3 separate regions of the Homo sapiens genome follow, and regions 1 and 3 are each linked to region 2. Evidence: chromatin contacts called from ENCODE Hi-C or POLR2A ChIA-PET data. All regions are on one chromosome and are shown on one strand. Each heading gives the region's core, a stretch centred on a gene start or an enhancer-like site at or near the end of the contact. The rest is flanking DNA. Distances are from core to core; before and after follow the strand shown.

Region 1 (3,295 bases), core at 196-2,695, 720 kb before region 2:
CCAATTATTTGTCTCTTTATCTCCATGAGAGTGCCCAAAGATGCCCCACTCGCTTGTCAGAGTGTGACTTTCTGGTTTGCTTCTTAACTTCCTCCTCTGCCCAACTTAAGAATTCCACAAAAACTCAAGGGAAGATCTGTAAAGGTTGGGTATCTCTAGCATCTTGGCCCCTCGAGCATCTCCCCTCTCTCCAGCATCTTGGTCTCTCAAGTCCTAGGAGCCTTCATAACCCTGAGCTTTAATTGTTTTCTTTGCATTGTGGATTTATCAGAAGTTCTGCTGGCTTCTCTGCCTCTTAGCTGCAAACCCCTCTAGGATTTTTAGACTCTCTCCACTGGCCAAGAATGATAAATATCTCTGGAAGGAAAGCAGCTCACAAAATATCAACTCATCTCTCAATAATTACCTTCTTTTCTAGTAACTTGGCCCCTAAGTTACCTCAACTGTTCACCAAATTCTTCAAATACATCCTTTTTATATTTTGTCCCATTTTTCTATTGTTCTCAGTGGGAGTGTTGTTCTACCATAAGCTAATACATCATGCACTTTAGGATCTACTTTAATGATCTTTTAACTGAACATACATCATAGTTTAACATGACGCAATTTAAGTGCAAGTTCATAAAAGAACTAGCTCCTGTCCCCATTTTTCTGTGGCATCTTATTATTTCATGTGATATAATTTGAATAATGGAGAAAGGGTGGGTCTCTGCCCAAAAACATTTTATTCACATATATTTGTTACTTAAGATCCAACTTTAGGAAATATGTTCAAAGAATTATCTCTGTTCATATATAAATATCTCTAGAAGAAGTTTGGCAGTCATTAACATTGATGACGACGGATATCAGACTTTTATAAGAGGAGGAAGATAGAGGAAAAATAGGAGTCCAGGTCCTGCTAAGGAGAGAATTCCATGACCGGGTAGCCAGGAAAAAGAAAGGAAAGCCACAATGTGAGAAAAGTACCCTGAGAGGATCAAGCTTTTCTATATCCCAATTTTGGCCAGGACTGGCTCTAACCTGTCAGGATATTGTACCTCTATCCAGATGAATAAATACTAGGAAGAAGCTTAATGTTCAACAAGGTTGGATACTCTTCTTAGGGGCTGAAAGGGAGCAACTTTGTCTGCTGGCTTTGTAGAGGGTGTATAGCCCAACTAGGCCTGACCTATTCACTCCTTTTCTAATTTTCTTATTAGTAGACAAATGTTTCCATTGATCCAGCATGTTAATTTTTTTTCCCCGAACAATAATGAAACACATGGAAAAGTCTTGTGCTTGCATAGAAAAAAGTAACACATATGAAAGAAATGAAACTTTTGATCTTAAAGTGCTTGTGCTGTGAACAACATGTGCTAAATCAAACACTTTCTGTATACCCAAACTTTAGTCTTAGATTTGGTTTGGACTAAAGTAAGTTCTATTACTCATTGTGAAATGGGTGTGTTTCCTGTTTCTCTGGAAATGGGTGCTGGTTTGCATCAAGAGGCTTCATAAAGAAAGAGAAAAACCGCAAATCACTATACATGATCAACATTTGCCATTCTACTAGCACGTTGCTACAGCTGCTTCCAGCTTTGCTGGGGTAAAACACTGACACCTGTTATTCAGCGAGGTATATGTGGGATGGATGGAGCCATGAGAGGGAAGCCACAATGCCAACATGCTGCAAATGGCATTTTATTTGTTTCTAAAATTAAATGAAAATGGTTACAACCCTAGCCAACCTTGACCTTGGGCTCTCAGGGCCAAATTTGTTCTAAAACCAAGAAATAACACCTATATCTCAAAGATTCACAGGTGGAAAGAAATGGAAGACTACTCCTACAAGCAATGATTAATTTCAAATTAGGTGAATAAAAAGGAAATAATATTTATTAAACTCCTACCACATACCTGCTAGGCTCAGGGCTTATTGACCTTTTAACATTTAACTTTCACATTACTCCCATGATAGCTGGGATTATTCTCATTTTTCAAAACAGAAATTCATGGCTCTGAAAATTTGGATCACTTCCTGAGATGACCCCACTAATGAATGGTAGGTATGAGATTTAAGGCTGGGTGCTTCTGATTTCAAAGCTCATTGCTCCATGATGCCAAAATATCCACTTTGTATCATCCTGTCTTCTGGATTTTTTGAAGACCTTACTGCCATAGTAGACCATATTCAATGCCTTTTAAAATCACATGGAGGCATGTGTGCCTTATGTTTCACAGCGAGACAGCTCCATACGTAAGTTAAAGCCTGAGCACATAGTTGCCAGGGCCCTGATAATATCACCCTGGCATAAACTGACATAGTGGTAGGCCTCCTCAATTCAAGTTCTGTCAAATCCAATGACTTAATTAAAGCCCTGGGAATGATGGGAATTTCAATAGCAGGGCACTCTGGGAGCTTTCTATAATCTAAAGCAAATACAGAAATAAAACTACAGGAGAGAACCTATCAAAACCACAATATATCTATTACCACGGCTGTTTCTTCTCAGACACTAGGCTCCCTCCTGAGCCTATTATTAAGTGCAAATGACCAGGCTCAGTTACTGTTATTTTTAAAAACATTACTTATCGTGCATTGTGTTCTGAAACTTGTTGACTTATTTTAATTTGCATAATTATAGTAATTTTCTCCTATGTCAATGCTGTAGGATTATATTAGGATTTTGCCTTTTATTTAAAGAACTTTGCAGGTTCAAAAGCACATTGTTGTCATATCACTTTTGACCCTTTCAGGCAGTTGAGAGGCAGTGATGATGGAAGAATATATTTTGCTAAGTTTACTTCTTGGCTCATGATTGGAAGAACTGGCAGAGGTTTGAGAGACCAAAAAAGGGAAACAGAAATGAAAGAGATTAGGAGAGTAAAAGAATGTAAGGAGATGTCAAAACAAAGGGAAGACAAGCTCCTCCTCTGTAGAGCTTCTTCAGAGTGTACTTTAGTGTTTATTATAACATTTGCTTTTTTTTTTTTTTTTTTTTTAGCAACTCAGGGTACTTGGTCACATTTTACAGAAAATGAACTTATGAATAATTACTCATCTAGTTTGCCTTAGAGCCAGGTTAGAAAAGAAACCTGTATCTCTCAGCTCTTGATCAAATGTTCTTCTCCATGGAATAAATACTTCGTCCAAGAAGATTTGCACAGCAAAATATTCAAAGGACTGCTAAGCTATTAGGTGTCCACCCTTACATTGTAGAATAAATCAGGAAGCTTTCCACTGTGTGATCAATTCATTTATTTTATTTTTAAGAAAAATTGTCTATATTTACTTACCATATGTCCAGTGCTT
Region 2 (3,540 bases), core at 290-2,789:
AAGGGCTAAGCAATGATGCATAAACGGGGTCCACTGCCCAAACTTACAGAAAGCAAAACGTGGAAAATTAGTAACTTTAACTGATAGTGTACACCTAAAGAACCTACACCGGCCGGGCGCGGTGGCTCACGCCTGTAATCCCAGCACTTTGGGAGGCCGAGGCGGGAGGATCATTTGAGGTCAAGAGATCGAGACCAGCCTGACCAACATGGTGAAACCCCGTCCCTACTGAAAACACAAAAAAATTAGCCAGGCGTGGTGGCACATGCCTGTAGTTTCAGCTACTCGGGAGGGTGAGGCAGGAGAACTGCTTGAACCCAGGAGACAGAGGTTGCAGTGAGCCGAGATCGCGCCACTGCACTCGTCTGGGAGACAGAGCGAGACTCCGTCTCAAAACAAAAAACAAACAAAAAGAACCCACCCAACAGAATTAAGTACCAACATAATAAATACGAAGAATTTTAGATTCTTGGTTTTTAAAAAACATACAAAGATGATATTCCTTCAAAATATCTTTACAAAACATATTGAGACTGTGATGCTTTATATTGATTGTATGAAAACAATGAAAAAGAACCAGCACTGTTTCACTATAAAAGCTTTACTAATGTAAATTTATAAATCCTTTCTTAAATATTTTGAGTTAATTCTAATTTTATGATAGAAATTCATTATTTTCAGCAAAAACAGCTGGCATTTGGGAAACCAAAGGCTCAAAAACTAAGAATAGTAACCAAAGAAACTTGACAAAACAGTCCTTTTAAAACTCTCATCTACACTATAAGGGGAAACTTTGATCACGTCCCTTCTCCTTCATCAATCGTAGAACTCAACATTAAGGACTACACAATCCCACATCCCTCTCCGAGAAAAAGCAAAGGCTTTGTGTTGTAGCAACAACGCAAGACATGGAGGGAAGCTCCACTCAAGACTTCCCTGCCTGCTCCTTCCCCAAAGCCACTCCAGAATACCAGGGAGGGTTGAGAGGTAAGGCATGAAGGGCGCAATATCCAATATGAGCAACGCGTGTGATGCATCTGGTCAAAATGCATACAGAGGACTTGTCTCTGTCCCTAGATAGAAGTCCTCCGTCCTGCAGTCATGAGGGTCAATTGCTGAGGCTTCACAGTTCCCTTCTCTCTTACACTCGGACCGTCACGCTCCTCACCTACTACCCCGATGCAGAGGTAGACTCAGGATCCCTGCACTTGTCAAGGATTCCTCGGCAAGCTCACGGGGCGGGAGTGGCCACAAGACGGAGCTCGCCTGGTCCTGGCCTTCCCGGCCTATACAAGCCTGCCCCCTTCCCAATTCCCAATCTCCACAGCCTTCCATCCTCCCACTTTCGATTCACCTTGCGCCACCGACGCCCCTGGCCTTCGTTTGCAGCAAGTTTACCCCCACCATTACCTCTCGCATAAAAGCCTGCATTTACCAGGTCAAAGAGGGGAACCAACGCCTGCAGGAATCGCTTCACCGAATCGCCTGGCCGCGTCCTCTGCTAGACTTCACCTGCCGCTGCGGACCGTACACAACCACTCCCGGCATGCCCCGCGCACGCACTACCTCTCCCACCCCGCCCCTCTCCCGCCCAAACACGTGACCTCCTTTCGTCTCCGTCCACGCCCACTTCCGTTCCTCCACTTTCCCTTAGGAAGGAGGAGGGAGCTGGGGGTGTTAAAAGCGTAGCGACTTCCTCCTCCTCCCCGCCCCCGCTCCTGTACCTCCCGCTACAATGTCTTCCGGGTCGCTAGCGCCTCGACGCCTTCTGGGAAAATAGCTCATTTCCTCCCCTCCCCCTCCTCCTGCCTTCAACCAACCAGCCACCCGTCAGAGAGGGACATGCGCAGTGAGTGCCTCCCGTCTCTTCTACCCGAACCCCCCCTCCCCCCCAAGCAGAGAGACCCCAGCAGCAGCAGCAGCTGATGATGAAGAGAGAGGCAGTGGCAGAGGGGGGGCACCTTTTATTTCTATTTTTAAAGGGACAGGACACTAATTCTACCCCACTTCAACCTTGAATTCAGGGGGGTGGGGGGAAGGCGGCTGAGTTCCTTCCCCCACCCTCCAGCCCTGAGCCCTGAGAGGGGGATTGAGCCTGAGAGAGGAGAAGGAGTTTCTTCTTCTTCGAAAACCCCCATCCACGACTCCTACCCCCTCACCCCTCCAACTCGCCTCCCTCCCTCCACCCTCCTCCTCTTTGGCCGTGAGAGGAGGAGAGAAAGAAACCAAAAGCCTCTTAGCAACACAGACCCTTTGCTGCTGCTGTTGCTGCTGCTGCTGCTGTTGCTGCTGCTGCTGCTACTGCTGCTGCTGCTACTGCTGCTGCTTGGCCCTGGCTGGAGACATCTCACTACACCCAGGAGCAGCCACTTCCCCAGCTCTCCTCCTCCTCCTTCGCCTCCTCCTCCTCCACTCCCCCCCTTTATTACCCTTTGTGTCATCCTCCACAGCTCCAGGGAAGGCACTCAAAAGTGGGGGGCAGGAAAGGTAAGTGTGTCTGTGGGGGCTTCATTGCCTTCCTCTGGCTCTGACTTTCACTCCGGGGCAACAGTAGCACCAAACCACATACGCAGTGGAGCTCCGGGGTGAGGAGGGGGTGGTGCTGGGGGGGGTGAAGGAGGGGTTGGAGTAGGGAGGGGTGTGTGAGGTGGGGTGCCCATCCTGTCAGGGGAGGAAGGGCACTTTTATTTTTATTTGCTGTTGTCAAAAGTGGTTTCTCTCCTCCATCTAACATCTGATTGTGTCTTGCTCCAGTGGGGGAGAATACAAAAACAACCCCCTCCTTCCTCCAATGAGGCGCCAGGGAAAGAGACAGAAAGAGGCACACTTTCTAGATGTCACTTAAAAAAAATTCATTGGAGAGCTCTTTTTCTCCAGGAAAAGCTCCACTGCATTTGTTTCTGAGTGGGAAAATGTCGGGATCTGGATTGTATTGGAACTGCTTATCCATTTGTAGACCTGAGTGTTTTCCCCTTTTTGGTCCTGTATGAGATTTGGATATTGACTTCAGTGTTGGAAGACTTGATTGGTTTTTGCTTTAAGGGTTTCATTTTCCATTTTTTCGTTTTGTCTGACTTCCATGGAAAATTTCAAATTTTTAGTTGGTAGAGGCCTTTGGTTAGGTTTTGACTTGCATTATTGCTTTTTTTTTGGTTAAATGTCTGTTTCATATATCAGTATATAAAGTCCAAAGCTCTAAAATGCTTAAAGTTTAAATGCCACTGCTATTGTCTGTTCCCACATACGTTCCTGATACTTATTTTCCATATGATGAGAATATTAGCTATTTTATAATTAATCTGGGTATATTTGTAATCTTTGTAACTTGTCTGAACAAGTAATCCCCATTGAAAACTTTATGTTGTTCTGGCTGCATGGAAGGCCAAACCTCTCCATCAATAGTTTGCTGGATTGGTACCACTTTCAGTTTTAGCTGAATTATTTATTTACTGTTGTAAATTGAGATGAGTTTTTCATCTCAATTTCTCTTGGGGTTCTGAACCAAATTGCCCACTGTATGTAAAAGTACACAAATTTCTA
Region 3 (3,825 bases), core at 2-2,501, 840 kb before region 2:
AGGCTGGTTGGAGGGTCTCCGGGGACCCCTTTATATTTGGCTATCTCAGTAATAACATACCAGCTCTGGAAATTCAGCCAAGTCATCCAGGATTTTTGTATTGATACAGTTTGTTGTTGCTGCAATTATTGTTTTTTATGCTGCTGTTGCTGATGTTTGTTTGCTAAATGACATTATTGAACTAATTACTTAAAGTCTATAACCTTTATTGTATGTGGCCACTGAAGTCTCTTTCATAGCTTAATGATCTGCTGTGATTGAATAGAAAGATTCTTAAATGACTTAAACCAGTAAGTCTCCCAATCTTTACTGAAGAGCTCTTCGTGTTTGTGTTGAGGCAACTTCAGTGTTCCAGCAGATAGTTTATACATCTTCCTTAGTCTTCACTTCCTATTTATACAAAGCCTCAACATCAACCAGATGTAAGAGAATAGGGGCTTTCCTGGACATGTGCACAAGCCTACACCTGTATGTTTCCTTCTAAGTTCTCAGAAACGTGTTCTAGTTTCTCAAAGCCTCCTATGGGCATCTCATTCCCCAGCCTTTTCTTTTATGTTTTTTGATCTGCTTCCTGTTTGTCCCAACTATTATTGCCACCTTCTGCAGCTTACATGTTAAACAATTGACATTGATTTTATTGATAAAATGCTCCTGAGGAAAAGCTGTCTGATTGAGTAAGCCCTGAAGCAATGCAAATAAAGACAAATTCTGCAAGTGGTGGTTTCCAGGGAACTCCCCTACATGTCAAATAATGAAAATTATCTGGGAATGAAAACTTTGGGTAGCCCAGACTCATTCTGTCCTTTCCCATGACTATTAGGTTGCTGTTTTTCATGACTATAGTGATTGCAAGGCTGTTGGTTTTTAAGATTACCATGATACTGAGGAGAGAGCTAATGGACTAGGGAAGATTAAAACCACAAAACTTAGGAAAACCAATGTCAACAAGATAGAAGAATAGGAGGCCCTCGGCCCCCTTTCCCCCTGAAAACACTGACTTAACAATAATAAGTATATTGTTGTCAGTAGACCAAATTGCCTTTGTGAGAAAACAAGAAACCAGGTAAGAGGTTGTGGCAGTCCAGGCTAGCACTAAGCCAATAGAACTGCATTAAAACAGGTAAAAAGGATTCCCAGGCAAGATGGCCAAACAGGAAGAGCTCTGGTCTGCAGCTCCCAGCAAGACCAATGCAAAAGGCGGGTGATTTCTGCATTTCCAACCTAGGTACCCGGTTCATCTCATTGGGACTGGTTAGACAGTGGGTGCAGCCCACAGAGGGCAAGCAGAAGCAGGGTGAGTCATTGCCTCACCCAGGAAGTGCAAGAGGTTGGGGAACTCCCTCCCCTAGCCAAGGGAAGCCGTGAGGAACTGTGCCATGATGAATGGTGCACTCTGGCCCAGATACTATGCTTTTTTTTGCAACCCACAGACCAGGAAATTCCCTCAGGTGCCTACACCACCAGGGCCCTGGGTTTCAGGCACAAAACAGGGTGGCCATTTGAGCAGACAGTGAGCTAGTTGCAGAAATTTTTTTTTTGCACCCCAGTGGGGCCTGGAATGCGAGCAAGACAGAACCATTCACTCCCCTGGAAAGAGGGCTGAAGCCAGGGAGCCAAGTGGTCTTGCTCAGCTGATCCCACCCCAATGGAGCCCAACAAGTTAAGATCCACCGTATTGAAATTCTCACTGCCAGTTCAGCAGTCTGAAGCCAACCTGGGATGCCTGAGCTTGGTCGGGGGAAGGGTGTTCACCATTACTGAGGCTTGAGTAGGCAGTTTTCCCTTCACAGTGTAAACAAAGCTGCTGGGAAGTTTGGACCAGGCAGAACCCACCACAGTGTTGCAAAGCCACTGTAGCCAGACTGCCTCTCTAGATTCCTCCTCTCTGGGCAGGGCATCTTTGAAAGAAAGGCAGCAGCCCCAGTCAGGGGCTTATAGATAAAACTCCCATCTCCCTGGGACAGAGCACCTGGGGGAAGGGGTAGCTCTGGGGGCAGCTTCTGCAGACTTAAACAGTTCTGCCTGCCAGCTCTGAGTTAACAGACACCTCATGCAGGAGAGCTCTGGCTGGCATCTGGTGGGTGCCCCTCTGGGATGAAGCTTCCAGAGGAAGGAGCAGGCAGCAATCTTTTCTGTTCTTTAGCCTCTGCTAGTGATACCCAGGCAAACAAGGTCTGGAGTGGACCTCCAGCAAACTCCAGCAGACCTACAGAAGAGGGGCCTGACTGTTAGAAGGAAAACTAACAAACAGAAACCAATAGCATCAATATCAAAAAAAAGGATGACCACACAAAAACCCCATCCGAAGGTCACCAATAGCAAAGACCAAAGGTAGAGAAATCCATGAAGATGAGGAAAAAACAGAGCAAAAAGGCTGAAAATTCCCAAAACCAGAATGCCTCTTCTCCTCCAAAGGATCACAACTCCTTGCCAGCAAGGGAACAAAACTGGAAGGAGAATGAGTTTGATGAATTGACAGAAGTAGCTTCAGAAGGTGCGTAATAACAAACTCCTCCAAGCTAAAGGACCACGTTCTAACCCAAGGCAAGGAAGCTAAGAACCTTGATAAAAGGTTACAGGAACTAACTAGAATAACCAGCTCAGAGAAGAACATAAATGACCTGATGGAACTGAAAAACACAGCAAGAGAACCTCGTGAAGCATACACAAGTATCAATAGCCGGAATCAGTCAAGCGGAAGAAAGGCTATCAGAGATTGAAGATCAACTTAAGGAAATAAAGGGTGAAGACAACATTAGAGAAAATAGAATGAAAAGGAATGAACAAAGCTATCAAGAAATTTGGAACTATGTGAAAAGACCAAACTTATGTTTGATTGGTATACCTGAAAGTGATGGGGAGAATGGAACCAAGGTGGAAAATACGCTTCAGGATATTATCCAGGAGAACTTCCCCAGCCCAGCAAGACAGGCCAACATTCAAATTCAAGAAATACAGAGAACACCACAAAGCTGCTCCTCAAGAGGAGCAATACCAAGCACATAACCATCAGATTCACCAAGGTTCAAATGAAGGAAAAAATGTTAAGGGCAGCCAGAGAGAAAGCCCAGGTTATCCACAAAGGAAAGCCCATCAGACTAACAGAGGATCTCTCTGCAGAAACCCTACAAGCCAGAAGACAGTAGGGGCCAATATTCAATGTTGTTAAAGAAAAGAATTTTCAACCCAGAATTTCATATCCAGCCAAACTAAGCAAAGGAGAAATAAAATCCCTTACAGACAAGCAAATGCTAAGAGATTTGGTCACCACCAGGCCTGCCTTACAAGAACTCCTGAAGAAAGTACTAAATATGGAAAGGAAAAACTGGTATTAGCCACTGCAAAAACATACCAAAATGTAAAGACCAACGACACTATGAAGAAACTGCATCAACTAATGGGCAAAATAACCAGATAGCATCATAATGACAGGATCAAACTCACACATGACAATATTAACCTTAAATGTAAATGGGCTAAATGCCCCAATTAAAAGACACAGATTGGCAAATTGGATAGAGTCAAGACCCATCAGTGTGCTGTATTCAGGAGACCCATCTTACATGCAAAGACATACATAGGCTCAAAATAAAGGGATGGAGGAAAATTTAACAAGCAAATGGAAAGCAAAAAAAGCAGGGGTTGCAATCCTAGTCTCTGATAAAACAGACTTTAAACCAACAAACATCAAAAAAGATAAAGAAGGGCATTACATAGTGGTAAAGGGATCAAGAAGAAGAGCTAACTATCCTAAATATATATACACCCAATACAGGAGCACCCAGATTCATAAAGCAAGTTCTTAGAAACGCACAAAGAGACTTA

What was found. Hi-C counts contacts between places; a loop is a spot of excess contacts on that map. ChIA-PET counts read pairs that join two places held with the same protein, here RNA polymerase II (POLR2A). Pooled maps may share reads with other maps.
Region 1: a loop to region 2 is called in a map of naive thymus-derived CD4-positive, alpha-beta T cell, with 12 times the contacts of the local background. The contact joins the enhancer-like site here to the promoter of ORC4 in region 2. A Hi-C loop is called at or near these places in 2 of 168 maps with a recorded cell type or tissue (both naive thymus-derived CD4-positive, alpha-beta T cell), 2 of 37 single-sample maps with no recorded cell type and 10 of 50 pooled maps. POLR2A ChIA-PET finds 5 or more read pairs at or near these places in 1 of 52 experiments (activated CD4-positive, alpha-beta T cell).
Region 3: a loop to region 2 is called in a pooled map, with 11 times the contacts of the local background. The contact joins the enhancer-like site here to the promoter of ORC4 in region 2. A Hi-C loop is called at or near these places in 1 of 37 single-sample maps with no recorded cell type and 5 of 50 pooled maps. POLR2A ChIA-PET finds 5 or more read pairs at or near these places in 1 of 52 experiments (WTC11).

Annotation. Positions count from the first base shown.
Region 1 is chr2:147,296,511-147,299,805 of GRCh38, forward strand. No RefSeq gene overlaps it. Among named protein-coding and RNA genes, the nearest start is that of LINC01911, 460 kb to the left of the region's middle. RefSeq lists an enhancer at 1,164-1,273. Within about 2 kb of position 1,446, at least 2 of the 41 ENCODE cell types and tissues checked have a DNase peak (open chromatin) inside an H3K27ac peak, as active enhancers do.
Region 2 is chr2:148,019,198-148,022,737 of GRCh38, forward strand. It overlaps ORC4 (origin recognition complex subunit 4), which reads right to left and starts at 1,540. Exons shown (of 14, transcript NM_181741.4): 1 at 1,436-1,540. MBD5 (methyl-CpG binding domain protein 5) reads left to right here and starts at 1,894. Exons shown (of 14, transcript NM_001378120.1): 1 at 1,894-2,487. RefSeq lists enhancers at 1,185-1,782, 1,962-2,061 and a silencer at 1,452-1,611.
Region 3 is chr2:147,181,085-147,184,909 of GRCh38, forward strand. No RefSeq gene overlaps it. Among named protein-coding and RNA genes, the nearest start is that of LINC01911, 350 kb to the left of the region's middle. RefSeq lists enhancers at 617-666, 697-756. Within about 2 kb of position 1,252, at least 2 of the 41 ENCODE cell types and tissues checked have a DNase peak (open chromatin) inside an H3K27ac peak, as active enhancers do.